7 separate regions of the Homo sapiens genome follow, and all the other regions are linked to region 2. The links are chromatin loops, found by intact Hi-C in ENCODE. Cell type or tissue: heart right ventricle. All regions are shown on one strand. Region 1 holds the start of LOC124904455 (a long non-coding RNA gene). Region 2 holds the start of PRRX1 (paired related homeobox 1). Region 3 has its middle 55 kb from the start of GORAB-AS1. Region 4 holds the start of NTMT2 (N-terminal Xaa-Pro-Lys N-methyltransferase 2). Region 5 has its middle 120 kb from the start of GORAB. Region 6 has its middle 100 kb from the start of PRRX1. Region 7 overlaps KIFAP3 (kinesin associated protein 3).

Region 1 (4,000 bases), 220 kb before region 2:
TGTAGTATATCACATCATCTTAAATACTCTAGAGAAAAATACAGCAGAGTGAGTATGACAAATCCACTCAAGTGTGAAAAGTGTTCAGGGAAGGTCTCTGAGCAGAGCCCAGAAGGAAAGGAAGGGAATGAGCCACATAAATGTTCTAAGGGAAGAACCTTATTGGCACAGAGAATAATAACTATAAATGTCCTTAAGCAAGTGTGCTTGATATATAGTTGAGGAACAGCTAAGCATGGAAGTTAAGGCACAAAGAAAATGAGGTCAGAGGTGATTGAGGGCCAGATCACATAGGACCTTATAAGCTCCAGCAAGGACGGACTTTTCTCTGAGTGAATGGTGAACCATTGGAGGTCATGGAGCAGAGGAGTGACTTAGTCTGACTTGTGTTTTAATAAAATTGCTCTGTTTACTATATACAAAGCCTCTATGTGGACAAAGGTAGAAAAAGAAAACTGAGTCAATGCTTTAATTTCCAGTCTTGGAAATGATAAAGAATATTAATAACAGAGAGATAAAGGAGACATCTGAAAAGTACCATTGTATTGTTGTTGCTGCTGCTTTCAGAGTTGAGAAAACAGGGGAAAATATGTTATTAAATAGGGAAATGGCTAACATTTGGAAATACATTTCTAAACCGTATATATTATAGACACACACATATATATTGACTTCATATACAACACATAACTAAAAAACCCTTGTCCTCTAGCTTTTCCAAAGCTAATGTTTTCTAATTTTAGGTTTTTTAAGGCTTTCCTTCTTATTTTTACTTTTATTAGCTCATTATTTTATATATTTTATGGGAACCCTGTATATTAGTCAGGATGTGCTAGGTTATGCTGCAGCAACAAACAAACCTCACAATCTTGATGGCATACCACAATAAAGGTGTATATCCAATGTGAATCAGTAAACAGACTCTGATCATCTTGGTTACCTAGAGACCAGATTAAGAGACACTCCATTTCAACATTTGGATTCACAATTGCTGAGGTAGGGAAAAGATACATAACAAATTCTATACTGGCTTTTAGATCTTCTGCTCAGAAGTAATGCACACTGTTTTCCTTCACATGTCATTGGTATAAGTCATACAATCATGTCTAACTTCAAATGAGGCAGGAAAATGCAATTGTGTCATGTACCTAGAAGAATAAGAGGTGGAAAAACAAACCTGAATAGTCCTACTGACTCCCACAGTCTGGCTTTTTGTTTCTGATTGGATCTCAGCTATTTCTTGCCCTCATCTTTCCAGTTTGAGTGTCCTCCTGCCAGTCTTCCCTGTTTATCTCAGTTGGAATTTTTATGACCTATAAATTCCCAAATCACTCATGCCACTCATATGACATTGGACATTTCCTTATATTGTAGTTTTTGTACATACACTTAACTGGCATCTGATATTCTGAATGCCCAGCTATCTTTTTCTTTACTCTAGTAGGGTGATCCTTATTGTCAGGAAATTGATCCAAAGAAGTCCTAGAGAAAATATCTCTGCCAAGCAAGATATTTGACCAGCAAGCAATTCCAGATATTCTCTGCTGTCTGAAGCCCAGCAAATTTAACGTCATCATTTGCTTGCTAGCAATGGAAAAGCAATACCATTGAGTGTTTCATCTTTAGACTGAGGCATTGGTAAGTCTCAGGGTACCACCTTGAGCAATACTGATAGACTTCCAACTCTGAGGACACTCTGTCTTAAACAAAAATTGTTTATGTTTTCCGGGTCAGGGACTAATATCCATATGTCATCTCACTATCAGAATATCATCTTTGATTTTTCTTTCTTTATTACATTTCAGAGATTTATGACTATGTAGTACTGACAAGAAGAAGTACAAAACTGCTGCAGCCCCCACAAACAGGGCCCCATCTTTGCTAAGTTGTTAAAACAATTATCTGCTTTATTAAAAGTAATGTCTCATTTTAGTTAAGTGACAGGTGTTACAGATTGCTATTTTTGCTTTCAGCAGCCCCATAAAAGGAGTGTGAAAGAACAATAGAGCAAATGCCAGGATAGATCATGTAATCCTTGGAAGGATTTGGGAGGAAAAAAGTTAGGTTTTAAAATAGAGACTTGTCCATATGCTATGACTAGAAATATGTCTTTTCATTTGCTTTACTACTTAGGAAACTTTTTGCAAGTGATTTTTTCATTTTTCTCTCCTTCTCATACTGCAACCCAATACTTTGCCTCCTAGAGGAGGCATAAACAAATATTTTTCCAATACACAAAAATCATAACAGACTTGCATATTCTACCCAACAGGTGGCATTGCTGTTTTACAAATGGCTCTAGAACGAACACTGCAGCTAAGCCGTCAACGTTGGGTTTGGTTTTTGTTGTCTTTGTTTTCTTTTTAATCCCATCTATTTTTCGTAGAAGAGGGCAGATAGGAGAAGTACAAATATTCTTTTGAGAAGCCCTTTGGCTTTAAGAAGACATATATGGCTAATGAGTCATTTGGGAACATTAGTTCTGTAAGAAACATCTAACTTTTCCTTTTTGATCTCTCTGGATGAGTTGAGAAAGAATGGTTTGTTTTCTCTATTTCTGTCAGTGACCAATTCATACCAGTTGAATTTACAAATTAATTCACTAAATCATTTATGCATTTAGACAGTGGCAGTTGCAGAGTCTGGCTTTCATACTTACTGTACAAGGCTAGAAACATCAGGAGCTACAGAAGAAAAATAAGACCCTATCTTCTCCAAAATTTTTACCCTAATTGAGATAAAACATATATCTACTCCACTACCAATAATCCAGGCAACATGCTCTCATTTGGGGGCACTCATGGTTAAAAATGAAAGCTAATAGTCAGTGAGAAGGTACTGTATGCTAGACACTCTTCCAAGGCTTTATTTGATTCTCACTGCAATCCTATGGAGTAGGTACTATAATTATCCTCATTTTATCATTGAGAAATTTAAGACCTGAGGCCGAGTCATGGCAGAACTGAGATTTAAATCCAGACAGTGTGACTCCAGGTATAATAACAGCTGATACTTACTAAGTATTCATCATAAGCCAAGCAAGTGTTTATGTCCTTTGTACACATTAGGTTAATTAATTTTCATGCTAACATTTTAAACTAGGTATTAACCATTATCATTACATTATTTTCTTATAAGGGTTTAATTGCCTTTCCTAAAAAATATAAATGCATTTATCTCTCAATTCCTTAAAAATAAACTGAGATTTGTGTAAACATATATTGATTAACATCAGACAATGAAATTCCAGAACTCTAGTAATTTACTAAGTGTCATAAAAGTGTGCATTTTTTCCATAAGATACATCAGTTACATTTCAACAAGCATTTTAGTAGAAGTTTAAAAATATTTACTTATAATACTTTATTGCTTCCTCTTTGGAAAAAAAACTATATTTTCGGCTGTGAGAAGAGTTGCCAAATGACTAATTAGCGTCTCTGAAAGTTTGTCCATTTTGTTTCATCAATGTACCACAAAGCCTTTAAAATAGGAAAACATTTATTTAAAGTAAGAAATTACAGGTGCATGCACACACACACACACACACACACACACACAGCCCCCACTCAACTGATTAAAAAATAACAAATATTTTTCTATTCATAAAAAGACAAACAAAAAACATATAAACTTCAATAATTTATACCATTTCTTTGGTTGAAAGCAACCACAGAACGTTTTAGTTAAAAAAAAAATTCCTGAGGAAGGTGGGGTTGAGGAAGAACAGCAAAAAAAGTAAGAGAGAAATTTCGGCATGCTTTGATTTCTAACCATGATATAGATTAGCAAGAACATGAAAATATAATAATCTTATTTAGAATTTTACCGAACCACTTTGACAGCTTATTTCATGAACTTTCAAGTATTTTTCGTCATTGTTGAGGAATGGGATATTCTGGTTAATACTTGCCATGGGTTCTTATTAACTCAATAGAGCCGAGTTTCAGGATTCCTAATTAGACATCTGGCTGCTTTACATGGAAGCTGAAAAGATTTTATT
Region 2 (4,000 bases):
TTGAGAAAAGTGCTTATAAAAGCAACAAACTATTCGTTAGAACGCTACCCTCATCTCTCTAGGAAGCAAGGCCTGGAGTGTGTGTGTGTGTGTGTGTGTGTGTGCGCGCGCGCGCGCGTGTGTGTTTCTCGGCTACTTTCCTAGCTCCAGGTGCCTGTCACTTCGTCCCCATCACCTCACTCTGCCTTCTGCGGCCTCCTCCGGAAGCTGTCTCTTGATCATGCTTCCGCAGAGCATCCTCTTTCTGAGCCTCAGTTTCCTTTCTGGGTCTTCTCCCCACAAGGCCTCTCTAGTCATTGTAACTCTGAGATGAGCCCGAGTATCACGTGGGCGAGTTTCTAGAGTCTTCTCCCCTTCTCCCGGGACATACAGTCCCCAATTCCGCCCGGGATGCTGAGCTTGTCCTCGAGCGCTCCTGAGGACTCCACGTGCTCCACAGGGCCTCTGAGGCGCCAGGCTCAGGTCTCACAGAAGCCTGTCCCCAGTCCAGGGCAGCCTCCCAGCCACCGCGCGTCGCCTCCGAATCTGCTCGGGGGCGCTCCATAGCTAGCTTCCTCTGGCCAGCCCGGCTCCATACCCACTCTAAGGCCACGACGAATCCCGAGCTCCCTTCTTGGGAGTGGCGTCCACTCAGAGCCAAACAACCGGTACAATTTTCATCCCTCTTCCCCTGCAGTATCTGAGGGCCACCACGGCTGGCTTGTTCCCTAGGCTGGCCGAGGCCGCTGGCCTTGGCCCTGGTTTTCTCATCCTCCAGCCTCCTCATAGGGCAAAGCAGCATCTAGTCTCTCCTGCCCCACTCTGGTCTTCTAAGCAGAAGTTTCTTCGTGGTCCTGTTTTCTGTTGTGGGTCCAGCCTCTAGTATCCGAACAGTGGTAAATGTTGCAATTAATAAGTCGTCCTGGCAAAACAGAAACGACTGGACGTGCAGAATTGGTGAAGCTGGGGTCTACACCAAATGCTGTTCTCCCTACTTTTTTTTTTTTTTTTTTTTTTTGAGACGGAGTCTCACTCTGTCATCCAGACTGGAGTGCAGTGGCACTATCTGGGCTCACTGCAACCTCTGCTTCCCGGGTTTAAGCGATTCTCCTGCCTCAGCCTGCTGAGTAACCGGGATTACAGGCGCTCGGCACTACGCCCGGCTAATTTTTGTATTTTTAGGAGAGAGGGGTTTCACCACGTTGGTTAGGCTGGTCTCGAACTCCTGACCTCGTGATCTGCCCGCCTCGGCCTCCCAAAGTGCTAGGATTACAGGCGTGAGCCACCGCGCCTGGACTCTCCCTACATTTTTCGTTTTTCATTTTCCCTGGTAAAACGTTTAAAAACAATCATAGTATTTCTCAGTGCATTTTGTTAGAACTAAGAGTGCCTATGCAAACACTTAAGTAATGCTGCGGGTGCAGCCTCTCAAGCACCCAAACCCTAAAGAGAACGTCTCTGTCTCTGCGCCTAGCCCTTTATGCGGAACTTGAGGACACCTGGTTCTTCATTCCTCAGAGTTGGCCACCTTTCTCTGGTGTCCAGGCCAGACTTCCTCATTCAGTTCCTGTAGCAGTCTGCTAATGCATTGGGTGGATCGGCCCTAGGCCGCTTTTGGCTAAAAACACCCAGGGGCGCCCAGGCCGGAACTAAGGAAGCAGGGTGAAGACCAGGCGTCTTGAGCACACCAGAGGCTCTCTCTGCGGCTTGCTGTAGCGTGGCCCGCGGGGCCACCACTGTGCCCGGACCCTGTTTCCAATTGTTTCTATGTGCAGTTTGATTTGTATGTCTATTCTTTGAGAGTCTGAAATAGGCAACGTTTTGTGAAAATCATAGAATGCTGGAGGGCCCCCCGGTTCCACGATTTCCAAATTTGAAGACAAAAATGGTAACCAGCAACTACTGACATAGAAAGCAACCAGCCTCATTTGAGAACTTACAGCTAAGTTCAGACTCTTGCAACCTCGAGGAGAAGAGGGAGTATCTGTACATATCTGGCCACATGTCACCTGGGATGAACAGGGTGACCGGTCTGTTACAGACTTGGGGGCATGGGGATACAATTGCAGTCTCTTTTTAAGGCACTAGCGAAGCGAGATTTTCATGGGTCGCGAGGTTGGTCGGTGAGGATGGGGAAGGGAAACTGGACTTTTCTGGGCGTTTAAGAGCCAATAGGGAGAGCTCCTCTAAGGTGACACTGGCCTCCGCACTGAAGCTCGCGCCTCCCGGATGCAGCTCGCCTGTGCGGGATCATGCGGGGCTGGATTTCAGGTTTCACCCTTAAAGGACATTCCCTTTGCTTGGCCCGAGTTTTCCCAAGCCAGCCGGGCTTTTGACTCTGCCAGTCTCAAACCCATTTGCGGTAGAGGCAACAGCAGGGGGCAGAGAGCAGCTCCAGCGTCTGGGGCCGGGCGTTCTCTCGGGGCCTCCCGGTCGCGCCCGGCCTTACGGTGCCCGCGTGGAGAGTGCAGCCTGAGCAGCGCCAAGTCCTGCTCCCTGTGCCTGGTGCCCTCCCTCAAGCCGTCATACGCTGCCCGAGAGAAGCCCTTCCAACCCGACTCAGCATCTTTAACCTGCTGCTTTCCCAAACAGCGCTGGCTCTCTGAGTTTGCACCCCGCTAAGACCTTTTCCCAGCCCAGCCCCGCCGCCCCGCGTGCGGGATGAACCGAGCCGGTGCCTAGCCGAAGTAAAGAGAGTCCGCCGCGGACAGAGTCCCTGCCTGAGACCGCAGGGCCTCGGAGTGTCCCCGGACCTTGGAGCCTCTCTCCAGCGTCCTCCTTGGCTATGCCCTCGGCCGAGACCCGCTTTTCTCATCTGGTTTCCCCTGTGACTGGCCCTTCCTTTGAAGTCTGCCATCACCTCTCCTGGTCCCAGGACCTTGTCTTTCTGGCCGCGGACGGGCTCTAGCTGCCCTACACGGGTCCCCGCCCTCTGTCCCGGGCACACACCCCCGTGGGCATGCGCCCCTCACTCACTGTCCTGCTGCGGGGTGTCGCTGCCGCTGGTGAGTCCCGGCGACTCCAGCAGGCTCCGGCCAGCCTCGCCCACGTTCTCATCCGCCTGTGCCGCCACCATGTCCCCGGCTTCCTCCAGGTCTAGCAGGTGACTGACGGAGAAGTTCTTTTTCGCCTGCAGGGTGTCGAGGTTGCCCGGGCTGTCCAAGCGGCCGCCCAGCGCCGGTTGCCGCTCCAGAACGTGCCCGTAGCTGGAGGTCATGGTCTCCCCCACCGATCCCACCCACCCCCCTCTTCCCGCTCGAATCAACACCAAACGCTGTGGGCGCGAGGGGGGAGAGGAGCCGAGTGGGGAAGAAAGAGGGGGGTAGTGGAGAGAGAGAGAGAGAGAGGGAGGAAGAGGGAGGGAAGGAGAGGAAGGCCAAAAAAAAAAAATTGGAAAAGAGGGTGGGGGACCCCCTTCTGTAGAGCAGAGCGTTGTGCACCAGCCGCCTTCCGCAGCATTGGTTGATTTCCTGAGGCCAAGTCCGGCGCGGTCCAAAGAGATAATCCACAGTAAAATACAATATTAAAAAGTCACCCTATGTTCAAGTCAGGAGAAAAAAATCCCTTCCAACTCTCCAAAAGTGTCCACACGCACAGACTAAAAATAATAACAAGGGGGAGAGAGGAAAGCGGAGGCCAGCAGGGCGGGGGAGTTAGGCAAACAGAAGAAGAGAGAAGAAGGGGTGGGAGAGAAGAATCAAAGTGAATGGTTTTTTTAAAGGTTAAAAAAGTTATTCCCAGGCAAGAGTTCAAGCACCAACAGAAGAAGGCTTGTTCCAGCTTTAAAACATCTTCAAGAAAACGTGTTCCCCCCTCTCTGCACTCCTGTGGATTCTCAGGAGTGACTAAAGTTTCAGGAGGAGAGGGTGATGTCTTGCAGATGTATTAGAGAGCAGGATTCTCACTTTACTTTTTGTAAAGAGTAAAAAAAAAAATTAAGAATTAAAAAAAAAAGGCTTCAAGAGTCCGACGGAGGGTGCTGGTGGGTTCCCCCCTTTCCCCTTCTCTCTCTCCCCCTCTT
Region 3 (4,000 bases), 78 kb after region 2:
TCTTGGAAATGAATACCATTTATATATGTATAATCTAGAGGCAGTTGCCCTTAAAAACTGAGGAAATAGGAGGAGGAATTATTGCTGAAAAATGAATGACTGAGATGATAACAAGATAGGATGTGACAAATATGTCTCTACTGATCTGAGCTTTATGAATATGCTTATAGCCAGGAGAATTTCTGAGAATGCCGGTCTCATGGAAAAAGTCCGTAGTATATACTATGTGCCTCTTGAAAGCAGCTTTTCTCAAACAGTTTAAATATTTCCTTTTCCGTTTATTTTAGAAATCATTAAAATCCATTTTTAAAAAGTCAACTGTAATGTAGTTCTTCACTTTCAATGCATTCCCTCATTTCTCCATTTCCTAATTAATAAAAATCAAGGTAAGTCACTTGGCAAATATATCATGCTACCAAAACAAAAGATATTCTCATCATCTTGATTTTGGATCCATTAATTTAAGATTATGAATCACATATTTTTGGATCTGTATTTTTACTTAACTGTAAAAAGTTAAGAATATTTTAGAAACTAAAGCTAGAATTTTTTTTGCACATTGATTTACTGTATTTCAGCATCCACATGATCACTAAGATAACAGAGATTCAGAGCATTATGAACTTGAGCAGTTCCTTTAAAATATATTCTGCACATAACTAAAACCACAGCAATACAAGTAATAGAAGGAAAAATGGTTTGCTGATTTACAAAGAGAAATCATGTATTTGCCACTTTATTCTCATAGGCGCTATCTGGTTGAAGCTCCTCTGAGAATAAAACTGCAGAAATACATGATTTCTCTTTGTAAATATGTAAACTTGAAATATCTCATCAAATAACTGAAAATAGAGAAGGAAGTCTGGTCTAGCTGGATTTTTTTTGTCGGCGTTTAAGCATGTGTGTACATACGTGTGTGTTTATGTGTTTGTGTATAAGGACACATAGGTGACCATGGCACCGTGATTTAGCTGTAAGGTTTTTTTTATAATTTACTTCTCTTGGACCAGCTATTGTATACATGTATAACTTTTTTCTTCTTTTGGTGGAGAGAACATACATTTATCTAGTCATCGACTATAATTTCACAATGACAAATATCAGAATGAAAACTGAAACATCTAGCCAGCTATCTGGATTGTTTCCCTTTACAATGCCAAAAGCAAGGTGTTTGAAAATCATCGAGGCACAGGCCTCATGTTTTCAGTTTTTAATCCAGATGTTTGGAATCATGTAGATACAGCCACAAGCTCTGTTCCCTCTCTGCTGAGGGAGCCTGTCATCTGTAGACAAGGAGCATTTCAAAAGTCCTCAGTGGAGCAACTGCAGAAGTGATTGAAATGACATTCTCCAGGCTGCATAACTAAAGACAGGAAAGTTTGGACATTTTTCCTTACAGGTAGCCAAACCAAGTCATTCCAGTTCACATCTCTTTTCTTATATCTTGAGGTAATTTTCTCCCACATCAGTCTTTGCACTTGTGTGTGTTAATTTCTTTATTTTTGGTTCCTGAAACTAACATGCTATTTTTAAAAACTCTATACATAATTCTATAGAATTTTGATTTTGTTCATAAATCCCATGCACATCATCAGCAAATAGCCCTGTGTTTCACATCTCTGAAAATAATTTTCTGATACAGGAAAAGAATCTCTTCATTTTAAGTGTGACCTGAAGATAGAGTGAGCTTCCTGCTGCACGGGTAAGTTTTTCAAAAATACAGACTGTCCATGAACTTGAGCAGGTCTAGACAGGAAGAAATAGTTCAGTTTCTACTGTCCTATTAGACTACAGGGCTAATTCAAGTTTAACTAACTCTCAATTTGTTAGAGAAATTGACTTTGCCTTATTTTTCTTACATGCTAATTTGAAGCACACTTATGAGTATTTTCTGGTGTTAGTCATTCTGAAGTCTAATCACACATTAGTGAAAATAATAACACCACCTTAAATCCATTCAAGTTCCCCAAACAAGAAGGATGAGGACAAAGATGTACCCTGACAGTGTGTTTCACTTTATAGTACAGAATAATATTCATGATGCCCTTTAAAACTTACTCCATATATATACAAAGGTATAGATGCAAAATTGTTTGCTTAGATTTAGAAAAAGCAAGCATTTTTTTAGGGCTATATGTGGTTACATAGCTAGTGTGACTGTACTTTTCGTTTTTCCACAAGTCAAAACATACTGTGACAAGGCCAGTTAAAAAGAGTTCCAATAAAACATAACATAGTTCAGTAAATAAATGAATATAGAAACTTCTATTCTATGGGTGTCTAAAAACTAATTCTTAAAAAGTAACTCAAAGGATTCTTCTGAGGGAAGTCCTCCACACAACATGGCAGTGTTGAGTAAGTCTGTTCACAAAGAAGGTTTTGGGAAAGCTGCAGACTCTCACAGAGAAGTGGTCAAAGGCGGCATGCATTTCTATTCCCAAACATGTCTCGGTGCCACTCTTTGGAGCCTGGCTCCTTCTACGCTGTATACAGGTTTGATGGAGTCAGACAGCGTGGGCTCCAGAGACTCTATTTGCTCTGATCTTGGTAATTTTTGCAGAGTCACTATAGAGCCCAGAAGAAAGAACACCAAAAGAGAAGTTTTTTAAAAAGAAAAGAAAAGGAAAAGGAAAAAAAGAAGAAAAAAGAACAGGCACTCTCAGCTCCAACGGAAGCTATGCCAAGAAGCAACTAACCAAAAACAGACTGAACAGAGACGAGAAATGAGGAAAGAATAAAATGGTTTGGAGTCAGGCTGACAAATGCACGAGAGAAAAATTCACGTGGTTTCAGAGAAGTACTTGGCAACTATCTCAGAGATTCGTGTGTGTGTGTGTGTGTGTGTGTGTGTGTGTGTAGTTTTTTATTTTTTTTCTGGAAGAATATTTTGCAAATTCTTCTTACTGAAAAAGATGAGTTATTTTCCTTCTTTTAAATCATGAAGAAATCATCCCTATTCCCCCACTTCCCCCCTCCACCCCCGCAAAGTCTGCCTCCTCTAACAACGCAGTTTTCAGTTTTAAGATGTTTTATTGAGTTGAAACACTACATCATTTCCTATGGTCTCTAACCAAAAAGAATACTAAACCCCAAATGTGTCAGTCTATTGTTGTTCAACTCAGTTCCTAACACCCCCTTATAAGGAGATAGGGACCATTCTGCTTGTTTCATTCAGTCCATTTCAACAAAAGCAGAGCAGTTGTTTCAAAAGAAGGCGGAGCGCACTGCGGGCCAATTTTGATTCTGCATTACTTTGAGTAGTCTAAGCAGCCTCCAGGCTGAGGTCTGCAAGCATTTGGCTTATTAGATCTAATCCACTGATGGCTTGTGTGGTAATGAATGTCTGAAATGCTTGTCTATGATTAGGAATTGTTAATGCTGTCCTCATGGGCTCTGCTGAACTTTCCTGCTAGTAAGCAGGGGCTTAACACACTCAAATCATCCATGGAAGTTAGTGAGCTGGCGACACCCAGAGAGAAAACTTGCCATTGTGATGCTAATTTCCCTCTCACCTTTGACCAGGAGTGAGTAATTATATATAATTTGTAGAAACAGTTCTTCTGGAATGAATAAACACAAGGGAAACAGGGAAGTTTGCTTAAACTCATTGAATACCTTCAGGGTAAGAAATACAAAGGTAGTCTGAACTTAATTATTTCCCTCTGCCCTATCATCAAAGCACTGGCAGATTTTAACTGCTCTGAAAGTTAAGGCAACAGTGTGAACATTCTTATTTAGACCCCTTCCTGCAACTCTACAGAAACTAGATTTGATGAAGCAAAGATGCTCGGAACAGTTGCCAGAGACTTTTGTTTTCTTCTGTGATAGATGTGTTGTAAAGGCATTGATACTGTTTAATCATGACAGTAATGACTATACAAAAGGGTAGCATTCAAGCATCTATTTTCTGTGCTTCTCCCTTGACACTCCACTCCTCCTCCTGCCTCCATGTGTCAACCTTAACCAAGTTGTGTTAGGATAGACACACCTGGAAAGTTGA
Region 4 (4,000 bases), 520 kb after region 2:
GGGGGAAAATACAAATCAAAGGGAGAAGGGTATTTTACTCTTTAATGGTAAGTTATTTCCTCTTCAGTGCTGTTTAGGGTGCCCTGAAGTAACTGCTTTCACAGAGGCTGAAAAAAGTAGAGTAGGCAAAACAGATAAGCTTTTTATTGCTCTATTGTCCAATTCTCTGAAAACTAGAGGAGATAACAAAAATGGAGACAGACCACTGACTTCTTAATATTCAAAAACCAAGCTAAAATCTCCTTTTTTTAGGCTCTCTGACTATTCTTGTGATTCAAGAAGACCGCAGAGGATTGTAAGTGTGTACACAAGCACAGACACAGAAACATACATACATAACCCAAGCACATTTTGATCTATCATTATTTAGTCTTTCTTTTTAACTCTTACTCAATGTATTAATGCATTAATACTCTCATCTTTGAATTATCAAATTTGCCCAATTACAATTTTTTGTAAATATTAAACATGTCTGAGTTTCTACAAGCCTGATACTCATGCAACAGACACCCAGAGAAGCAAATCACAGTGCCTGAGGGTGCATGGAAATCCCAAAATAAAGTCCTGACTCTATTTTAGGCACTTAATCTTTGTATTCTCCATAAAGAATTCCACTGAAACATTTCAGCCCAGTGACATTGGTTGTGGAGTTTTTTTTGTCTGAAAAGTGTCCTTGTTTTAAATTCTCTTCTAGAAGCCCCATGACCTCATGCAATCCCATCAGTCATTTCTTGTTTCTTATCTAGTAGCTCTGACTCACTTACCCAGGGGAATTTTTTCCAGCAGGTAGAGATAGCTCTGAAAGAAGTCATTGCGAATGGCTTTGTGAAGGATAAAAGACATGCTATGTCTACAGAGTTCATCGTCGGTCTTCTGCCAGCGGGATCTAAAGGCAAAATGGGCTCCCCGGTGGGCCATGACAAAGGGGGATAATAATGATTCCTACAGAGAAAGGAAGCTTGCCTTGCTGTTTCTTTGAATTAGCCTTCTCTTTCTAAATGAACTTGAGACTGTCATTTTAAACCAGTCCCCTCTCCATCTATATCAGGACAGGCTGTCATGGGTGTGGGGAGGAGGGGCAGCACACAGTGGGAGGGGAGGGCAGGCTCTTGGCACGTCCCTCCGTCTGATTGCTTGGGTGACACCACTCCAAGCCAGCAGGTGCTAAGTAAGGATGAAAACTGGCTGAGAGAGATCCTGCTTCATCCAGGAAAAAGCACGCCTCTCTCCTTTAGCCACCACTTCAAACAGGCAAGAGCACAGCCTGCTAACACCCTGAATATTTGCCTTAATTTGATTTCTAAATTGGAATAGCCTAATTTCCATTTCAAAGAGTTGTGAATATTTTGCAAGAGATCTTGTTCCCTGATTTCCATCACTCCTCGTAGAACACTGAATCCTCAAATTACAAGGACCCTTCAAAGTCATCTTAGCCACTCATGCTCCTTTCATCAGTACAATTTCTCCCAAATAATTTCATAGAAATGTGTATGTGTTTCCTATTTTGAAGGATCTTCAAGAGAAGCAATTATTTGAAAGCTTGTTTTGACGTTAAATATCCTTCTCTGTCAGCAAACTCTTCCATCTAGCTTGCTGTAAACAACAACTATTCATGTAAGCCTGTTTCTTCCTCTCTGCCTACTCTGAATATAATTTTCCTCTTAAGTACATTTGTTTTCTGTACCGGGTATCTTCTGATTGTCCCTCCGGATACACTCTCCACTCTTCATACATTACTATGTGTTCCCCAGGAGGCTGACCTACATCAGTGGACTCCATTGCCCTCTAGCTTCTAGTTGGCTTTAGCCAATGGATAGTGCCAGGAGGAGACAGGAGGAAAGTGAGGTCAAGGTATTTATTCCCTTGGCACCTTCTCTGTGGAAATGCCATGAGCTGACCATATCCTTTAACAAAAGGTCATACGTCTGACCAGGGTCTTCTCATACAAATATCCTCTCCTGGTTCTGTTCATTTCTCCTTCACCTGACTGCTTGAGGCCCAGGGGGAGTGATGTATCAGGTGACAAGCCCAATTCCTTGTAATTTTCCTATACTTGCCCACATATTTGTAAATAGTCCCTTTATTAAACCAGTTCGAATTCCCAATTTGTGAATTCCATCTGTTCCCTACAGGGACCATGACTACTGTTTTCCTCCCCTTATGTTCCTAACAGGAAAATGTGTAAGATCTCAATACACTATTGGCCCTATGCCATGTGCACCCACAGACCCCCTGCCTGTACATATACACATGCTAATATACACAAATGCACACATTATGGTAGGCAACTTCTAATGTGACCCCTGTCTTAGTTCAGGCTGCTCTAACGTATTACCAAAGACTATGTGGCTTAAACAACAAACATTTATTTCTCACAGTTCTGGAAGCTGTGAAGTCAAAGATCAAGGTGCTGGCAGATCCCATGTCTAGTGAGGGCCCTCTGTCTGGTTTGCAGATTGCCCTCTTCTCATTGTGTGCTCACATGGCAGAGAGTTAAATCAAGCTCTTGTGTCTTTTCTTATAAGGGCACTTATCCCCTTCATAAGGGCTCCACCCTCATGACCTAATTATCTCCCAAAGGCCCCCATCTCCAAATCCCAACACATTAGGGCTCAGAATTTCAACATAAAAATTTTGATGGAACACAAACATTCAGTCCACAGCAGTCCATAAGAATCCCCATCTTCTTTCTTCCTGGTATTCACCTCTTCCTGTAATCCTCTTTTTTTGAGTATAGGCTGGACTTAAGGACTCACCGCTGAAGAATAAAATATGGTGAAAGTGATGAGATGTCACTTTTAAGAAGAGGTTATTAAAAGATTGTCTTAGGTGTCTTCTTTCTCTCACTTGCTTGTTTGCCATGTGGGAAGACTGCTGCCTATTGTGAGTGGCCATGTGGAGAGGCCTGCATGTCAAGGAGCTGAAGTCCTAGGTCAAACAGCCCAGAAGACACTGAAATCCACTAACAACAGTGTAAGTGAGCTTGGAAGCGAATCCTTCCCCAATTAACGGTTTGGCTGCAACTTGATGGGAGACCCTAAGTCAGTTATGTCATACCCAGGTTACTAATCCACAGAAATGTGTTTATTATTTTAAGCAACTAAGTTTGGGGATTATTTGTTACAATGCCACAAGATACAATGAATTCATACATTGTCCATGAATTTTTTTTTTTTTTTTTTGAGACAGGGTCACGCTCTGTCACCCAGGCTGGAGTGCAGGGGTGTGATCATGGCTCACTGCAGCCTCAATCTCCCAAGTCTCAAGCAATCCTCCCACCTGATTCTCCAGAGTAGCTAGGACTATGGGCATGCATCAGCACATCTGGATTTTTTTTTAATTTTTTTTTTTATCTGTAGAGACGGGGTCTCGTTATGTTGCCCAGGCTTGTCTCAAACCCCTAGCCTCAAGCAATCTTCCCGTCTAAGTCTTCCAAAGTGCTGAGATTATAGGCATGAGCCAGTAAGCCCAGCCAGAATTTTTTGAAGATAAACAATGTAGCCATAATCTTTTTTTAAGTTTTATTTGTGTGTCAATCTTTTACTGAGAGAGGAAGTAAGGATTCCAATTATTTGACTCTGATTTATTTTCCCTCATCTTCTTGTGCTTCTGTTTTGCCATTTTCTCCCTCTCCAGGTAAAGGGACAGCCATTCAATTTTGGTGGAATTGTCCCCATCCTTGGCTTCAGTAATTGCCCAAACTGCAGTTCAAGTTATCCATTTTGCCCCTCCCACAGTTTGTGGTACACAGATGGGTATATCATCCACGCCTGAGCTGGTCAGTACATAATGTTACCCTGGTTCCAGTTTTCCTTTTTGAGTGGGCACATTATCTAAGTCTGTTATTGTTAATGCCAGCTTGAGTTGAGTTTTCTGTACTAGCAACATGGAGTTTTGTCTAATACAAATACCATCCTGAATCATTTTTACTCAATGAATTCTCATGAAGATGAAGATAGAGTAGATGACATCAAACAGACCAAAGAAACTTCTGGTGTGA
Region 5 (4,000 bases), 250 kb after region 2:
TAACAGAAGCTTATTTGTAAATGAAAATGTAAAAGAAAATTCCAGATTAAAGAAGAGAGAATTCGAATCAATATGGTGTGCACAATGCTCAGTGTTTTTATGCAGGTTCTTTCTATCCTTGCTTAACATTTTGATGTTTATTGGTTCCCACATATTAAGTTCCCATTAGGTTAAGTGAATCCTGCAGGAGCTGTATTGGTTCTGAACTCCGGGCTTCACTTTTGCCTTGACCATAATTGAGGTTTTTGTCATTCTCTAGGCTGAGTGGTTAGTGGTTAGTAGTCAGTGCAGTCTCTAGCCAGGCCTATTATATTTCCTTTTTCTAAAGAAACGTTTTCCCCGCACCATACCAACATAAAAGGCCTCCCAACAATCCAGACCAACCTTTGTCTTAATGGAGTCTGAAGTTCACTCCCCTGTTTATGATGTGTAACAACTGAAGTGGGAGATATAAAGTTTGCAGCTATTATGTAATCAAAAACATTTGTGTTTTCCCAAAAAGGAAGGAGGAGGCAAGAAGGGGATGGGGAGATGGGGAGGGGCGGGGGATAGGAAAAGGAAAACCCCCAGATTTAGAAGCTCAGAGCCTGTGCTGTGAGCAGGAAGTTGAAACTCATCCAGCTGTCACATAAAAACAAAAGAAAAATACTTTATGTATTCAATCATTATTAAGGCTCTGCATGTCTATTTCCCATGTTATTTGCCAGCAAGTATATATTGGTTTTCAAATGCTAGCATTTTAAGAGCAGTAAAAATATTTGCTTTTAAGTTAAAAATTGCTTCATTTCTGAAGGCCATAAAAACAAAAATTCATGTGGTAAAAGAGAAAAAAAAATATGTTACTCTCACCCTCAGCTTCAAGCATTCTTTACTGAAACCAAAGAGCCCTCTATTGCTAACTTGGAAGGGCACTTTCTAGATGGAGAGTTGCTGTAGGCTGAGCCAGCAGTGCACCAGTCCCAAAAATGTTTTTTAGGAATAAAGTACCCAGTTTCCAGTGATGTTGTAGAGGTGGACAGGACTTAAAGGCTAGCAGATGATCGCCCTTTGGGCTGCCAGCACATGCTTCTTCTATAGAGAGGAGGTCTCTTTAAGCCAAACTGAAAGACGGGAAATTTGGGGAAGTAAAAGTTTTTTTGGGCATCTTTCTCTTTTAGCTTCTCTGTATGAATAGGGAAACCACAATTGGAATTGAATTATTAAATTTATGAATCTTAGCATTGTGAAGTGTTAGAACTAGAAAATACTGAAGAAAGCAAAGGCCTAACTCTGTATTTTGCAGTTGAGAAAATTGGAGCACAGAGAAATGCTGTGACTTTGCCAAGGTCATGAGTCTATTCAGCATCTGGGCCAAGCTTCAAACTCACTCACATAGTTGTCTGAAAATAAACATTGAATGAAAGTATTCTGATTGTGATTTACTCATTTTCCCTCTTTGGTCGTCTAATAAGTGTTTTTGTGCTGTCCTCTAAAACCTTATAGAAAGATTATTTTACTACTTCTGGAGGAGAAAACTCACATATCACTATTTAGTCTATTTACTTCATTTCTATAAAAGACCATCTTGAGAATGTGTTTTATACACTCCAGGTCCACATAAACATAAAATTTGATCCCTTATGAATAGAAATGTTTGTAGTGGATTCTTAAAAGGCAACAGTGTTCTGATGCAGCTTTCCCACAGGAAAGAGTTCCCGAATTCCCAAATTCCTGTTGATGATGCCAATTTCTCTTGAAATTAAGACTTTGTTTATTTCACCCTCACTGTCATTCTTGCCCATTCACCATACCTCCAGTTTAAGTTCAGCCTCTTTTTTTTTTTTTTTGAGATGGAGTCTCGCTCTGTCGCCCACGCTGGAGTGCAGTGGCACAATCTCGGCTCACTGCAACTTCCGCCTCCCGGGTTCAAGCGATTCTCCTGCCTCAGCCTCCTGAGTAGCTAGGATTACAAGCGCACACCACTATGCCCAGCTAATTTTTTAATTTTTATTTTTATTAGAGATGGGGTTTCACCATGTTGGCCAGGCTGGTCTCAAACTCCTGACCTTGTGATCTGCCCACCTTGGCCTCCCAAAGTGCTGGGATTACAGGCGTGAGTGAGCCACTGCACCCGGCCAAATTCAGCCTCTCTTTAGATACTTCTGTCTTAGCTCCTTACTCAACACCTTTTTGGCTTCAGTTCAAAATTGCTCTCCGAGAGGACTAAATAACCTTGATGCTCATTGTCACCTCTTTACTGCCCTTAGTCATTGATTGGCATGTTTTTGTCTATCCAGGTCCTGGTGCAAAGTGCCCTGCTAAGTTCTCCTGAGCTTAACATCTTCTTTCTATTAATACATCCTAAATTCTTGACACTTTTATCTTCTCTCTTACTTTCTATATTTATTACGTTTGAAATAAATACACACAAAATAATACATCAATCAACTTCATCCCTGTAACTCTTGCATATATGCATGTGTGTAGTTTTAACAAATGATAATACAAACACTTGTGTGTACACCATCAAGTTTAAGAAATAGAATACTGTTGATGTTGTTGAAGCCATTATAGGCTCCTCCTGATTGCACCTGCCTCCCTTCCAAATATTTATTATTCCATTGCTTTTCTTTATAATTTTACTATTTATGCATATGCCCCTAAGAGATGTTTAGTTTTGCTTTTGTTGAGGTTTAAAAACATGGCACCATATATATATATATATAGCTTTTTGTGACTTGCTTTTCCTGCTTACTATTTTGTTAAATTATTGCTTATCAATACATGTTACTTAATTAGTTTTCATTGCAGTAAGGAATTCCATTATATGACTATTTCACAACTTATTCATACTTTCTACTTTTGACTGATAGATATTTGGGTATTCTCAGTTATTTGTTTTTACAGAAATTGCTGTTATGAACATGTTTATTCATGTCTCCTGGCTTATTCATTAAATATTTTCTCCAGAGTATAAAAGAATAAATTTATTTTTACATTATAGGCTATAAGTATTTTCAACATTATACCTCAACATTATTAGGTAATGTAAAACTGTTTCCTGAAGTCACTGTACCATTTATATTCCCATTACTCCACAATCTCTCCAAAACTTGGATTTATCCAACTGTTTTTTGTTTTTGTTTTTTGCTAATTTGGGTGTGTGAAATTTTATCTCATTCATAATATTAATATGCATTTCCCTAGTTATTAATGCAGTTGAACATTTTTACATTCAGACAGGCCATTCCTGTTTCCTCTTTTAATATATGAACATGCATATTCATGCATTTTGCCTACTTCTAAGAAATTGAATGGTCTGTCTTTCTGTTGTTTATTTATATGAGTTCTTTTTATATTCTAGATTCTAGGCTTTTTGTTCATAATGTATTGTAAATATTGTCTATGAATTTGTGACTTTTTTACTTTTTTGGGGTTTCCTTTTGATGTTCAAAAGTTCCTAATTTTAATATAGTCAAATTTCTTTACTTTTCTTCATAATTAGCATTTTAAAAATTTTGTTTAAGAAATCCTTCTCTGCCTTGGGTTCACGAATTATTCTGCTAGTTCTTTCTAAAACTGTAAAATTTTTCTCTAGAGCTATATGGATTTTGTATGACTGTGTAGTATGAGATATAATCTTCTTTTTCTTATGAATAGGCAAATGGACCACTACTATTTATTGAACAGTCTAATCTTTCCTCACTAATCTGTAACAAAAGCTCTGTTATATATCAGGTTTCCATATTTGGCTGAGTTTATTTGGGGCTCTGTATTTCATTCCACTGGGCTATGTGTTTATATCTGTACCAATAGCATATTTACTTATTAGATTAATTTTATATTAAGGAAAGATTTCTGGTGTGGTGAGTCCTTTCAATATAATTCTTTAAGAATATCTTGGCTACAACAAGCTTCACAAAATGAGTTGGGCAGTTTTCCTCTTTTTCTCTTATTTGAAAAAGTTTTGTGTAAGATTGAAATTACCTGTTTCTTAAATATTTGATCTAATTTATCTGAA
Region 6 (4,000 bases), 100 kb before region 2:
ATCATTGTTTAATTACCTTTGGGACAGAGCCATGTTGTTTGTGTGATTTCCACTCCACTGTAAACTCCTCTAATGCAATGCCTCACTAAACCTTCATGAAAACTCACCTTCAATCTCTGGCTCTAGCTTCCTTCTGTTTTACTCAAAAACTGGTCAAAAGAGCCTAGCAGGAAACAGAAACCACATTACCCATCTGAGAAAAGGAAATACAAAATAATATTGCGAAGAGTTTTCAGATATTGACACACGGGATAATAAAGTGAGGAGGTAAGATAATTAAAGCAAATGATGTCCAAAGTGCCCCTAACAGGAGGGGAGTTAAGGGAAGAAGTTTTCCTAGATCAGAATTTCTCAGCCTCAACAGGATTGACACTTGGGGTCGAATAATTTTCTGTTTTGTGGGGCTGTCTATGCACTGAAAGATACCTAGTAGCACCCCTGACCTCTCCCCACCAGAGGCCAGTAGCTGTCCCCTAGTTTTGACAATCAAAAATGTCTCCAGGCATTGCCAAATGTTTCCTGGGGGGCAAAATTGTTCCCAGTTAAGACTGTCCTGAACGAAGTTGGAAGAAAGGTGAATTATCACTGAAACATAATTTGGGAGAGGCTAAAGAAGTATCTATACACAATTGTCTTTGTTGCCATTCTGGAACTTTATTTTTTGGAAATGAGCACAATGTAATAATGGTATACATTCCCTGAGCAACACAGCTCTTGGCTACTTTTCACTGTACCACATGCATCCTACCAGGATATTTACTTGGAATCATCTTCCTTACATTGGTCTAATTCACCTTTCAGATTCTACTCAAAGATTTCTCTACATCAATATCACTCTCTCATCAATTCCACAGATAGCAATCAAATGCCTACTCCTTGTCTCCCGAACGTAGTCATTCCATTCCAGGTTTTCCAAAAAAAGTTTTATACTAGTTCTCTTGGAACTCACCTGACTACTTTAAAATTATTTTGCATAGGTCTTCCTTCAACAGTAGACTGTGGAGTCTTCCAGAGCAGGATTTGTTTCTACTTAATTTTATGCCTTTGATAATAGTACTAAGAGCAATAATTCCTAATATGAGTACAAAAATTCACAATTTCCAAAGACCTCTCATAGAGTCTGTCTCATTTTATTCTCACAATGTTGCAAAGTACATGTATTTAGAAGTTAAAGTCCGGAGAGTTTTAGGGGGACTCAGTTAATATTATAAAATTAATCAACTGTGGCTCTGGATCTAGAACATAGAACTTTTACTCCTTCCAATGTTAAAAAATAAGATAATAATATTATAAAATCCATGAATTTTGGCGATAAGAAAGTCACTGGGAGATCTTCAAGAGTGTGTTTAGTTCCTGTATCGTGATGGGTAATAAACAAGCTTTGCAAGTTTGTAATGTTTTCACAGTGAAGAAATGTGAGGAGAACCTGTGCAAGAAACATGTGAATTTTGACAGTAAAATGGAGAAAGAAAAGATTATGTTAGTGAATTTGTGGGCTGAGGGAATACTTACAAGTCACAAAGCTATGGGCATATTGTTACATATAGTAGGAGATATTAGAGACAGGCTAGGAAAATTATAAAAGCGTAATCCAATGAGTGTCTTCCTGAAAAGATGGTAAAAGAGAAGATTAAAAGAAAGAACAAAGGCGGTATAAAAAGATCATTTTATTTTAATCCTTATTTTTCATTGAGTCTTTTTAAAAGATCCACAGTTTTCAAAATGAAAAACACGAGCAGATGTTTTTCAGTTGCATCTTATATTTAAATATTCAACAATAAATAATAATTTATCTGCTATGTACTAGGCACTATTCACCCATGAACTTACCTTCCTTGCAATGACCCTTTGAAGAAGTCATAATTTTTAACCATTTGCAGATTAGGAAAATGAGTATAAAAAGTAAGTAATTTTCTTACGGTCATATAGTTAACTCTGGAAGAGTGAGTGCAGAAACACCTCCATTGCGGGAACACCGGCTCTTTCCACATAGCCTGCCTTTCAGACATGAAACACACAACTCCGTCCTCAAGAAAGTTACTACCTTTTGGATGAGAAAGACAAGTAATCTCGTTGATTACCGTGCAACACAGAGTGCTGTGTTGTGTGGGGCTGCCTGTGCATCGTAAGATGTCTATCTGCCTGGGGGACCATCAGAGAAGGCTCCATAAAATATGACCATTTAAAATACTTCTTTGAAACATTTTTTAAAATCCCTAATATTCACCAAATGTTCCACTTTTAACCGTGCGTGTTTTCGTGAAATTCACATAATGTCTTGAAGAAAGGCCCTGCAGGGGAGAAAACAGGTTTTAGACATTTTATACTCAGTGCAGTTCTTTCCAGAGCCACCATGTGGTATTGTTGTGCAATTAAAACAACTCCTTTTTAACATTCTGGCCTTTCTCTTGACTAGTTCTCATCTAAGGAATATCTTTTCTGAATTTACTCTGTCAATTCTATAATGGGTGCTTATATTTTCCCCTTTAAGTGGGGCTTTTTAAATGTCTACTTTCTTAAATTTCTCCAGGAGCTGTGGGAAACGGTTGGCCAGATATATTTGTTCAGAAAAAAGCCACTAGGGCACATTTGCCCGTGTCATTGTTTCCAGAAAGAGGGACAATTCCATATTTGTTGGCTAGCTACCTTTCATCACAACCCCACATGGGATAGCAACACTTGGCCCCATAGGCCCCCATCAGGACAGAATCCCTTGCCCACACCACCCTGAGCCACATCTTTGATGCTCTCCAGCTCTTCCATCATGAGAGCCACATAAAAACACATGAAAAATTAGGTCTCACTTTATAACACCCTAAGGGAGCACTCTCTCTGGGAGAGGGCAGTGCAATAGAAGGAGCACATTGACTCTTGGAATTTGCATGAGTCCTGGAATCTCCTTGGAGACCTCTGGAAAGTTTCAGGCCTCAAATTTTCTATCAGTGCTTAAAAGATTATCTTTGTTTTCTGTCCATCACAAGTATCATCATTACTGCTTATTAGCTTTTATTTATTTTTTACTATTTTGTTGTTACATCTGGACCCCCCAAGGACAATTCCTTAGACTCCATCTAAGATTGTATTAGAAGAGAGGCAATACCTCAAATCAAATGTCAAATAACAATAATCCACAATATCTTTGTATTACTTGGGAGTTTTCGAGCACTTTCTCATACATTATTTTATTTAGCCTCACAGCAAATCCATAAGGCAGGTATTGAGGATTACAAATCAGGAAACCAAGTGTCTGAGAAGCGAAATAATTTTCCTCAAATCAACAAATGAGAGAGGCAAGGTAGAAATCAGACTTCTGATTCTCAGTGTACTGTGTTTCCACTGTACCTCAGCTACTTAAGCTAAGTGGCAGAGTGTGACAACAAACTGCACACCCAATAAACAGAGTTTGGGATAAAGGGCAAGGGCATAAGCATGAGTGAGAAATGAGGGAACCAGAACTTCCATGATGAGTGAGATTTTAATCATCAAAATGTAGTACATGCTTTGAACTCTCTTTAGGCAAATTCTTATAAAATAGCATAGTAGGCAGCCAGAAAGTTGATTCCACAGCTTTAAAAAAAAAAAAAAAAAAAAAACCCTTTCATCAGCAAATGTTTGTCATGATGTCTTTCATTTGAAAATGTGCTTTGCACATGTGAATGCTTAATACATGCTAGTTGATAATGACAATGAGGACTGATGGACTGAAATCACCTTTGGCACTAAACTTGTCAGCTTTCACATGAGTAGCATACGACGAAGAATGGTGTGTCCCATTAACAGCTCACTAAGCATTTGGGTCTGTAATAGTAACTTTTTGAACCCACTGTGGCACGAGTGCAGGGCTGATAACATAAGGCCGTATATACACAACGCCAATCATTCCGATGAAAACTGAAAAATTCAGTCAATCATCTGGAGATTTATCCACATGATACCAAACATCTGGATGGACTGTTTCCAGTTCCCACTAGGACAATGTCATGTAGATGCTTACATCTAC
Region 7 (4,000 bases), 650 kb after region 2:
GAAGCAGTATAGTGTAGTGGTTAAAAGCATGGGATTTGGAGCCAGAGTCCCTAGGTTCAAAGGCTATAATGTGTGTAGCTGTTATTGTTCTTACTATCATTTATTAAAGTTTGCAAGTCTGAAGATAATTTATTATACAGGGCCATAAATATTATTACCATGCCCAAGGATTTCTCCTTGCTAAATGGCCCCAGAACGCCATGTATTTTTCATTTTTATATACAATTTTTCTGTTTTTCCCCTGGCCTTGGCTGTCACTTCACATTTCTTCTGTACCAGCAGCATTTCTATAGCAGCAATTTTTCTTTTCTATAATAATCTATTTCTATTCTCTTGTGGTCTTGGAAACTGACAACTGAACTTATTTGAATTGTATATTTTTTAAAAAATGAATTACAAATGAGTTCCCCAAGGGTTCTATTCCTAGTAATGTTCTTGAGTTTTATTGTGTGGACCTTGTAACATTTCTTTTGACTCTGAAGAAACTGATTTTGCTTAATTGTATCTCTCTGCTGTGTTCAAAGAAATTGCATTTAGTGTATAATTGATTTCATGATATTACTAGAATGGTCATTTTTACATTTGTTAATATATATGTTACATGTGTAGACAATTAAATCATTAACTCCTAACACAGTAAGCTAAACTTCTCAATTGAGTAATTCAGTGATACATTTAACATATGTGGTCTTTGGCTACAATGCTTATACAAAAGATATAGTAAGGAAACTGTGTTATAAAGGACATGAATTTGAAAAGGACAAGAAAAATTTATTTAGAGCACTGACTTTCACACTTGTTTTACCTCAATCCGTAGTAAGATATATTTTTCCTAAGGTTAAAAAGTATATTATTTTAAATATGTATTTTACAGTGTAGCCCAACCCTCACATGTGTATGTAATGTGTATATGTTTATATACATGTATATTCACATGTCAATATATGTCTATATATTACATATTATATTTGATATATATTTAAACATTTGTTTAATATATGTAATTAAACAAAAATGTTCACAAAACAGTATTTACCTTTTCTATTTGCAATGGACACTTTGTATTTTACTGTATTCCCTTTTTTATGCTAGTTATTAGCTACTCATTGATTTGATCTTCCTGGTTGGTTTGATGAAAGATAGTGAACTAGAGGAGGTGGTTAGACTTGTTTTCCTTCAAACCTTCAGAAATATCACTGTTTCTGATGGATTTTTTTAAGTTTTATTTTTAGTTGATTTTTAATGTGTTAAATAGTAGACAATCTAAATTATTTTAGATTATTTTTTGGCAAATAACTGGAGTGATTTACATGGAATTAAAATTTAAAGAAATTCAATGGCAGAAACCTTCTGTAAATCAAATATTTAAAGTATTTGGGGTACATTTTCTTCACTGTGGAGAAAAGAATTTAAAAGTATGCAGTAGACATGAATGGTCAGTTTGCTTTTTTCTTCAGAAATAAACTCACTGTTTGATATATGTTCAAGTTGACAGTTGACTGAATTAAAGAATTACCTATTTCATATATAGAAATTACTTATTTTTTAAGAGGTGTAGAAGCCTCTCTGTGGAGCTAATGCACATGGTAGAACTTAGCATAAGTGATTTTTATGCTGTTTCAACTAGAAATGCTATCAGCTTTTAAGCAGGTTTTCTTTATTATAATTTGGGGACCCCCACAACAGAAAAATCTTTTTTATATTTAATGATAGATTATTTTCACTAGAGTACAATGAGTTGTGAATCTTTCATGCTCTAATAAATCTATGCAATATGAACAGTTAATCTGCTTCTCAGTTTCCTGAAACATTTAACTAGTACATTGCGACCCCTGCTGTTGTGAGATTGGTGTTAATGACTGAATAACTTCACTCAAAGTTTACTTGGAAAACAAACTGAAAAAAATATATAAAATTAAGGTTCTGTGATTTGAATAATTAAAGGCAAAGGAGAAATTGTGTTATAGCTCAGCCCTTTTTCCATGGAAGGCTCTAAGGGAAACTGTAATTCAATAGAACCAAAAATTATTTTAATATTGTTTTGTCACATAAAGCATTTCATTTAAGAATTTTGATTTTAGCTTTTTCTATTAACACCAGAGACACAAAAAGGGATTTGTAAAGAATATTATAAATAATTATTTTAAATTTTCTATCTCATGCTGAAATTGTTTGAGTAGTTTTGATCTTTCCCTAAGAGTGCAGAAAATCTAAAATTTTAATTGGTTCCATGGAAAACCTTATATATGAATATTCCTTTGTTTTCCTTCTCTTAAATATTGCCAAATTTATTCGTTTCTTATTTTTTAATGTTATTTTCCTGAGATTTCATAAGGATACTAAATTTATTTCTGCTTAGTTCAGTATCAGTTATAAATCATTTCAGTTCTATCATTCCTATACTTTGACAGATAGTTTCTTATGTCTGGTAACTTAATGCTACCATCTGGGAGATCTATCATAGCCATTGGCTTCAGCAAATGTGATTATCTGCAAATTGAATTGGACTTACAAAACTTGGCTTTACTTAATTGTTAGATGCAGTCTTTTTGGGGATTTTTATAGTGTTACGTTTTTAAAAGTGTTTAAAGATTTTTTTGGCTTATCCAAGAATCAGATCTTCAAAAAAATTTTTTTCCTTGTCAAAACTTATTAAGCCATTTGACATTGATATGTCTCAAGGGTGCTTCCTTACGTCAGACTATCCTGGGTTGGAAGATGGCAAGGAAATTCCTTGTCATAGTGTATTCTTCAGTACCCTAGAATATGTACTGATAGTGTTTCAAAAGTAACTTGAAAAGTTAAATTTTCCTAGCTTTTTGTCTGATGCATCATGCATATATTTTGTTGCACCTCTCATTTGCTTTGGTTTAGAGATTTCATAAGCTGAGGATTGTTTGATATGCTTGAGGATGGTTTTAGCACAAGAGCAAGCATAAAATACGCAATTGAAATGTGTTCTTTGGAAGGGCCTTCATTCTTGGATAAAAGTTAAACATCACATAGTGACAGATGGCAGTGTTTTACAGAGTGCATACATAATAATAATAATAATAAAAGTGGCATTTCACTGGTGAACTCTTTTGGACAATTCTGAATTTTTGAGTTTATTCACACTTTTTTTTCTGTTGTGTGTGATATTATTGTACATTTTAAATTAAGTAATGTTCCAAATTTTTATGTCAGCTTTTAAAATATTAACTAAAGTTTTTTTAATTATAGTGTAAGTTCTGGGATACATATGCAGAATGTGCAGGTTTGTTACATAGGTATACATGTGCCATGGTGGTTTGCTGCACCCATCAACCCATCATCTACATTAGGTATTTCTCCTAATGCTATTCCTGCCCCTTCCCCCCACCACCCGACAGGTCCTGGTGTGTGATGTCCATGTGTTCTCAGTGTTCACCTCCCACTTATGAGTGAGAACATGCGGTGTTTGATTTTCTGTTCCTGTGTTAGTTTGCTGAGAATGATGGTTTCCAGCTTCATCCATGTCCCTGCAAAGGACATGATCTCATCCTTTTTTATGGCTGCATAGTATTCCATGTTGTATATGCACCACATTTTCTTTATCCAGTCTATCATTGATGGGCATTTGGGTTGGTTCCATGTCTTTGCTATTGTGAATGGTGCTGCAGTAAACATATGTGTGCATGTGTCTTTATACTAGCATGATTTATAATCCTTTGGGTATACCCAGTAATGGGATTGCTGGTTCAAATGCTATTTCTGGTTCTGGATCTTTGAGGAATCGCCACACTGTCTTCCACAATGGTTGAACTAATTTACACTTCCACCAACAGTGTAAAAGCGTTCCTATTTCTCCACATCCTCTCCAGCATCTGTTGTTTCCTGACTTTTTAATGATCATCATTCTAACTGGCATAAGATGATATCTCATTGTGGTTTTGATTTGCATTTCTCTAATGACCAGTGATGATGAGCTTTTTTTCATATGTTTGTTGGCTGCATAAATGTCTTCTTTTGAGAAGTGTCT

What was found. Hi-C counts contacts between places; a loop is a spot of excess contacts. Peaks named below come from ENCODE experiments on the same cell type or tissue, not always from the same donor. Only the 100,000 strongest peaks of a DNase experiment are listed, where the experiment ranks them.
Region 1: a loop joins it to region 2, with 3 times the contacts of the local background. A loop is called at or near these places in 28 of 110 quality-filtered maps.
Region 3: a loop joins it to region 2, with 3 times the contacts of the local background. A loop is called at or near these places in 8 of 110 quality-filtered maps.
Region 4: it touches region 2 in a loop (5-fold over the local background); 5 of 110 quality-filtered maps call a loop at or near these places.
Region 5: a loop joins it to region 2, with 3.0 times the contacts of the local background. A loop is called at or near these places in 11 of 110 quality-filtered maps.
Region 6: it touches region 2 in a loop (4-fold over the local background); 28 of 110 quality-filtered maps call a loop at or near these places.
Region 7: it touches region 2 in a loop (2.3-fold over the local background); 14 of 110 quality-filtered maps call a loop at or near these places.

Annotation. Positions count from the first base shown.
Region 1 is chr1:170,880,382-170,884,381 of GRCh38, reverse strand. LOC124904455 (a long non-coding RNA gene) reads right to left here and starts at 1,454. Exons shown (of 2, transcript XR_007066730.1): 1 at 1,178-1,454. In heart right ventricle, a CTCF peak has its summit at 2,267 (motif pointing right); no DNase peak of the experiment used is centred here; H3K4me3 peaks cover 664 bases.
Region 2 is chr1:170,663,415-170,667,414 of GRCh38, reverse strand. PRRX1 (paired related homeobox 1) reads right to left here and starts at 3,284. Exons shown (of 4, transcript NM_022716.4): 1 at 2,956-3,284. The coding sequence starts at 3,196. RefSeq lists enhancers at 1,791-2,651, 3,852-4,000. In heart right ventricle, a CTCF peak has its summit at 2,361 (motif pointing right); DNase peaks (open chromatin) are centred at 2,328, 2,574, 3,084, 3,581 and 2 weaker places; H3K4me3 peaks cover 3,643 bases; H3K27ac peaks cover 4,000 bases; H3K27me3 peaks cover 1,100 bases.
Region 3 is chr1:170,585,879-170,589,878 of GRCh38, reverse strand. No RefSeq gene overlaps it. Among named protein-coding and RNA genes, the nearest start is that of GORAB-AS1, 55 kb to the right of the region's middle. In heart right ventricle, no CTCF peak of the experiment used is centred here; no DNase peak of the experiment used is centred here; H3K4me3 peaks cover 444 bases; H3K27ac peaks cover 1,967 bases.
Region 4 is chr1:170,143,026-170,147,025 of GRCh38, reverse strand. It overlaps NTMT2 (N-terminal Xaa-Pro-Lys N-methyltransferase 2), which reads right to left and starts at 1,067. Exons shown (of 4, transcript NM_001136107.2): 1 at 765-1,067. The coding sequence starts at 918. RefSeq lists enhancers at 424-954, 955-1,486. In heart right ventricle, a CTCF peak has its summit at 1,819; a DNase peak (open chromatin) is centred at 1,105; H3K4me3 peaks cover 1,158 bases; H3K27ac peaks cover 2,212 bases.
Region 5 is chr1:170,412,521-170,416,520 of GRCh38, reverse strand. No RefSeq gene overlaps it. Among named protein-coding and RNA genes, the nearest start is that of GORAB, 120 kb to the left of the region's middle. In heart right ventricle, no CTCF peak of the experiment used is centred here; no DNase peak of the experiment used is centred here; H3K27ac peaks cover 3,562 bases.
Region 6 is chr1:170,764,262-170,768,261 of GRCh38, reverse strand. No RefSeq gene overlaps it. Among named protein-coding and RNA genes, the nearest start is that of PRRX1, 100 kb to the right of the region's middle. In heart right ventricle, a CTCF peak has its summit at 2,351; no DNase peak of the experiment used is centred here.
Region 7 is chr1:170,008,469-170,012,468 of GRCh38, reverse strand. All of the region lies in intron 10 of KIFAP3 (kinesin associated protein 3), which reads left to right. Among named protein-coding and RNA genes, the nearest start is that of KIFAP3, 64 kb to the left of the region's middle. In heart right ventricle, a CTCF peak has its summit at 1,849 (motif pointing left); a DNase peak (open chromatin) is centred at 1,831.